Linked DNA regions of Homo sapiens: region 1 is linked to region 2. Evidence: chromatin loops called from intact Hi-C (ENCODE). Cell type or tissue: PC-3. All regions are shown on one strand. Each heading gives the region's core, and the rest is flanking DNA. Links, peaks and the distances in the headings are about the cores only. Region 1 has its middle 8.6 kb from the start of TBX18-AS1. Region 2 overlaps LINC01611 (long intergenic non-protein coding RNA 1611).

Evidence for each region. A loop is a pair of places that touch in the nucleus more often than their neighbours do. Peaks named below come from ENCODE experiments on the same cell type or tissue, not always from the same donor. Only the 100,000 strongest peaks of a DNase experiment are listed, where the experiment ranks them.
Region 1: it touches region 2 in a loop (12-fold over the local background); 9 of 110 quality-filtered maps call a loop at or near these places.

The regions. Positions count from the first base shown.
Region 1 is chr6:84,679,445-84,682,369 of GRCh38, forward strand. No RefSeq gene overlaps it. Among named protein-coding and RNA genes, the nearest start is that of TBX18-AS1, 8.6 kb to the right of the region's middle. In PC-3, for the core only: no CTCF peak of the experiment used is centred there; no DNase peak of the experiment used is centred there.
Region 2 is chr6:84,420,991-84,423,915 of GRCh38, forward strand. LINC01611 (long intergenic non-protein coding RNA 1611) reads right to left here. Exons shown (of 5, transcript NR_132100.1): 5 at 38-252. All of the region lies in intron 1 of LOC107986620 (a long non-coding RNA gene), which reads left to right. Among named protein-coding and RNA genes, the nearest start is that of LINC01611, 52 kb to the right of the region's middle. In PC-3, for the core only: CTCF peaks have their summits at 1,586 and 1,785; no DNase peak of the experiment used is centred there.

The DNA of each region.
Region 1 (2,925 bases), core at 326-2,825, 260 kb after region 2:
GATGATATATGTATTTTTTATTTATTTTTTTATATGGAAAACCAAATGCCCCAGCACTATTACTAAATATTAACCATTTCCTCTACTCAATCTGCAATGCTAGTATCAAATGACATATATCAAATTTCTATATATGCTCCATCATAATCTTACAGGACCACCATCATATATGTGGTCCATCATGGACCAAAATGTTGTTATGTGTTGCATGACTGTATTTGACTTTTATTGATTTCTGCCTAAATACATTTTAAAAATGTATTTTTAAAATTACATTTAATGTAATGTAGTGTAATAAAATGTAATGCAACAATTTTCCTCTATAGACTACATTCAAGGAATGTACTATACATGCTCATAGGATGTATCACAAAAACGTTATGTTGAGCCGATAGAAGCCTGGTGCAAGAGAATGGAATGGATGACCCCATTTATATGAAGTTCTAGAACAGCCTAACCCAATCTTTAGTGACAAAAATCAGTTCAGTTTGCTAGAGTTAGGGTGGGGTAGGGTGAGAAATGGATTGACTACAGAGGGATATGAGAGAACTTTCAGGGGGTGAAACAAAATTTCTAGATCTTAATTGGGATTGTAGTTACACAGGTATATACGTTTGTCAAAACTCATCAAATAGTACATTAGAATATAGAAAATTTTAAAAATGAAACAGAAAAGAGGGATTTATACACAAGATAACACAATTTCTGATTTTCGTTTATTAGATTATAGCAACCTAATAAACGTTAGTGGCCAATATTGGCCAGAAAAAAAAAACAAAAACGGAATTAGTTATTTTAATATCAGAAGAGTAGAGTTAGCCAGGCGCGGTGGTTCACGCCTGTAATTCCAGCACTTTGGAAGGTTGAGGAGGGCAGATCAGCTGAGGTCAGGAGTTCAAGACCAGCCTGGCCAACACGGTGAAACCCCGTCTCTACTAAAAATCCAAAAAAAAAAAAAAAAAAAAATCAGCTGTGCATGGTGGTGTGTGCCTGTAGTCCCAGCTACTCAGGAGGCTGAGGCAGGAGAATTGCTTGAACCCAGAGGGGGTGGGGCGTGGGGCGAGGTTGCAGTGAGCTGAGATTGCACCACTGGACTCTAGCTTGCGTGACAGAGTCGACTCCGTCTCATAACAAACAAACTAAAAAAAGAGTAGCGGTTAAGATAATGTATACATAAAGTATAAAGTATTATATACTCAGGAAAGAAAAATAAGTCAATAATACAAAAATATACTAATAAAAGATAGCATATATATACATATATGTGTGTGTATGTATGTGCTAGAGCTATGGAAAAGAATTAATTAATTAACCTACAGATTAGGAAGTTGAACACATCCCTCTCAGAATCTGACAGATCAGGTAAATAAAGAAAATAAAAATCTGAGTCGCATTATTACTAAGTTAAACAACTAATAAACAGAAAAACATATTCTTACTGAGAATAAAACATTCACAAAATTGTGCAGGAAAACATGTGAAGCCTAAATAAATTATGCAAGATTGAGGTCATAAAGTTCATACAGACTATATTCTTTTACACTAATGCAACAAAATTAAAAATCAATAACAAAGTGGAACCATCCTTACAAGGTTAACAAGAATTACAGATTCTGGACAGACACATAATAAATATTAATCAGGTTGCACTTTGTCTCACTCCCTTATAGCTGTTGACTAACCAGAAGACACAGAGCACTAGATACTGACCATGTGCATCTCCATTGTTCCTATACATAGATCTGACCTTAGAATCATAAAGCTTTTATTTAAGAATTGCTTATGATGTTTTTCAGATCCTGAATTCCAGCAGAATGGCTGCCATCAACCAGTTTGAAGACCCTCACAGAAGAACCCAATCAGCATGAGAATGTAGTTCCTTTATCTCCCATCCCATAACTTCACTTTGCACTCTTCAACCAATCAACAGTCCCCATACTTTGGCCCACTACTCTTTCAAAGTCTTTAAAATCCCTAGCCTCATACTCCGCGGAGTGGCACATTTGGGGTTTCCTCCCTTCTCCTCATACAGCTGCTTACCATTAAACCTCTTTCTGTGTGCCTGTGTCTCGGTGTATTTACTTGCTCTACATCAGGCAACAAACCTGTTATGACAACAAAAGAATAACTAAAATAGCCCCATATGCCCAGTAACTTAGACAAAATACAATATAAATCTTAGGTTAAAAAGGACATCACAAGGAAAATATGAAATATGAAGAACTAAAAGACAAGAAATTACTGCGTATCAAAACTTGCGGGAAAACATATAAAAAAATTTAAACATTCAAGTGCTTTTATCATTGTTAGTAGCAGTGAATCGTACAGGTCTGCAGCAACCTCAATTCTAGCCTCCTCAGAAGGAAGAACTCGATGGAGGGCGTAAGGCAGAGGGAGGGACTGAGACAAAATTTAGAGCAAGAGTGAAACTTTATTAAAAAGTTTTAGAGCAGGAACGAAAGTAAAGTACGCTTGGAAAAGGGCCAAGTGGGTGACCTGAGAGATTCAAGTGTGCAGTTTGACGTTTGACGTTTGACATTTGACTTGGGGTTTTATACATTGGCATGCTTCCGGGGTTGCATTGCTTCTCTCCTAATTCTTTCCTTGGGGTGGGCTGTCCGCATGCACAGCGGCCTGCCAGCACTTGGGAGGCGCTGCACGTGCAGTGTGTTTAGTGTTGACTGAAGTTGTGCGCATGCTCACTTGAGGCGTTTTTCCCTTACCAGTCTAGCATTCCTAGAGAAGGCCAGATACCAATTAAACTCTGACATTTGGCCTCTGAATGCGCATGCTTGAGCCCACTTGCCCAACTCCTGAGATCTTATTGGGAAGCTGCTGATCACTAGTTTCGGGTGTTTCTTTCTATTGGGAGAGACTGCCTTTCCCTGTTGCTGGCTGCGAGCAATTAATATTTTAGAGAGACAG
Region 2 (2,925 bases), core at 254-2,753:
AGCAGTGTTAAATTGGACTATAAAGTATAAAAAAGACTTTTTTTCACTTATTTCATATCTTTTATTTCGACAATGTGCTTGATTGGTACACTTATAAAACATTTGTTAAACGACAGTTCCATTAACATGTAATATCTTTTAAGATAAAAAGTTTTCATAATAATAAGGGAAATTCTCTTGAGGGGTGAGGACAGAGCAGAGCAAACAATGGCTCTGCTCATTAAAAATACTTTCTTCATACCATCACCATTCCTGAAAAAGAGAAATCCTGAGATAAGTAAAGTGGCAGTTCTGTTGACATAAAAGAAGTCGTTAGAAGGGAGGGTGGGACGGGCAGAAAACTGCCATGTAACTACTCTTCCTATCCACTTTTCCAAGTGCTTTCCTGGGAAGTTTTCCACTGTTTGACTTTTTATTTTCTTTACGGAATTTATATCTCCTCACCTAATGTTGCTGGTTTTCACCCCAATTATACCTGTAAAAGCCATTTGTGAAGTCACCTGGAAGATTTTTGACAGAAAGGGGGTGTGTAGATCTGGAAATGCTAGATGGGGCCCCTGCATCTGACTCCTTGTCCCAATTCTTTTCCTTGGGAATTGCCTGAAGAAATGCCTCTACTGGGGCTTGTTACATTTGTAAATGAATTTTTTTCCATTGTGTGTGGGAGTCTTGAGAACTTACTAATATTGAAACAGGTAACAACAATTTAAACATTTTTAAAAGTTGATGCAAACAAATAGCCTTAAGAGTTAACATTATTAACACATTTCTATTCCGCTAATGTGGTATGAAACTGACACACAGAATTTTCAATTGTATTATTCCATGTTACCCTAAAAAACAATTTTGGAATGAACTCAAGAAAGGTAATGTTCTTTTTACTTTAGATAAAAGAAATCACTGGGATAAAAATGGAAGGGATGTATAGCTGTTATAAAAGAAAGGTATTTAAGTCAAGCAAGAATTTAATTGCCATTTCACAGTGCCTTGCTTTTGTTCCTAATTTTCTAATCCTGTTCTGTACTGTTCCTTATTTTCTAATTTTCTAAGCTGATAACGACCCACACGTGCAAATTCTGGTTTAACACCCCAGAAAGTTTAATTGCATTTATTCTTGTTTACTGGTTTTGGCAATTTTAGCCAATCTTATGATCTTTTGCAAAGTAACAACGTAGAGACAGTATGAATGCTGATGGTAGATGTTGAAGCTGATAATTAAACCAGACTTTTTGTGAGAGGGAATTTTGTAGCCCAGGCTCACAAGCTCACAGACTTTCCTTGTTGTGAGATTATTTATTTACTCAGATCCCCACACATTTTGTGTTTTATCCTGGGGTTGGGCGGAGGCAGGCGTGGGGAAGCCTTTTCTAAAAGTCAGAGTACGAAATACTCAAAGGGATTCCTAAATTCAGCAATTACTCAACCACTGGTGCAGAGAAGGTAAGTTATTTAGAGTTGTTGATGTTTTAAATAAGCCGAGTGAAGGAAGCTCTTCAGGCGGACAAAGCGGAGAATATTGGGCCAAAGGGCCGAGCACACCCCTGCAGTGCCCTTCGCCCAGTCTACCATGGGGTGGCGCTCTAAGGCCCAGATTTGCCCGCCCTCGTCCTCCACGCGCTATTGCAAGCAGCAGAGAATGAACCCTCTCAAGCTTTCGTTCTTGTGTCTCTTTCTCATTGTACATGTAAAATATTTACATTGAAAACCCACTGACCGTCAGCAATGATGAAAATAACTAAGTAATTAGAAATTGGTTGGACATTTGTATACTTAGCTCTCTCAAGTATGTTTATACAGCTGATAGAAATGAAGGTTTGGGATAAAAAGAATAATAGCACTATCATATAATTTCAAAGTTTGAATTACTTTTTTTCCTGAAAATATTTTAGGTTAAAAAAACCGCTCATATCTAAACTCCTAGAAATCCACTTTTAACCTTTTAATAAATTATGCCATATAATACAATTTTAAAATCCAAAGATTCAAGGTAATTTAGTTATTAATGAAGTCAGAGTTACTGTATTTTTTCATGATAAAAGAAGGAAGGTGAATAGATTTTAAATAAATGAAGATTTCAAGCTAGCACCTTTGTTTTAGTTTAGCACCCTGGACTATGCCCTGTTGAAAGCATTAAAGAAAGATGCAAAATCTTTGAATAAACTGCAAATTAATCTCCATTACCCAAATAATTTCCATCATTTTTATTGTTTTACTGGGCAGATATATTGCTCTGTGTAAAGGGAAAAAAGAGAGTGCTCGATTTTCAAAGGGAAAGAAGCATAGAGGATAAGGTTCACAGCTACAAAAATACATATGATTCATTTTAAAATGGAGCCTTAAAGACAGTGGTCTGGTCAACCATCAGCATCTTCCATTACCAAGAAGAAAATATCCTCCCATATGAACCATATCTACCATTTTTTATCTTATTCATTTTACTTAATATCATATCATGAGCACTTTCCCAAATTATTAAATACTCTTAGAAAATCTCATTATTCATGGCTCTATCATCATTTAAAAAAATTTTGCGTATTACTCATTGAACAGACTATTTTTAATTTTTCTAAACAATTGTCTAATAAGTCCTTATAAATAAAATTGCCCAGGAGATATATGTACATAAATTTTTGTCAAGCAACTGTCTTTAAATCTTTAAAGAAAGTTTTATTTTAATGTAAAAAAATTTAATCTTAACTTTAAAAAGTTTTTTAAAAAGAAACCGTAGATAAATATACTCCTACATAATATAAAATTGATTATATAGACAAGCATTTTTTTGTCGGGGGGGTGGGGGGAGGGTTGGAGAGTGTCAGGATTTTAAAATCCCAGTTAGAATAAACAGATACTGTATCTACTTGGATTAATTTTGAGATGCCAAATTTCCAGAACTATTCATTAATATCTCATTAATGTCAGATTTAT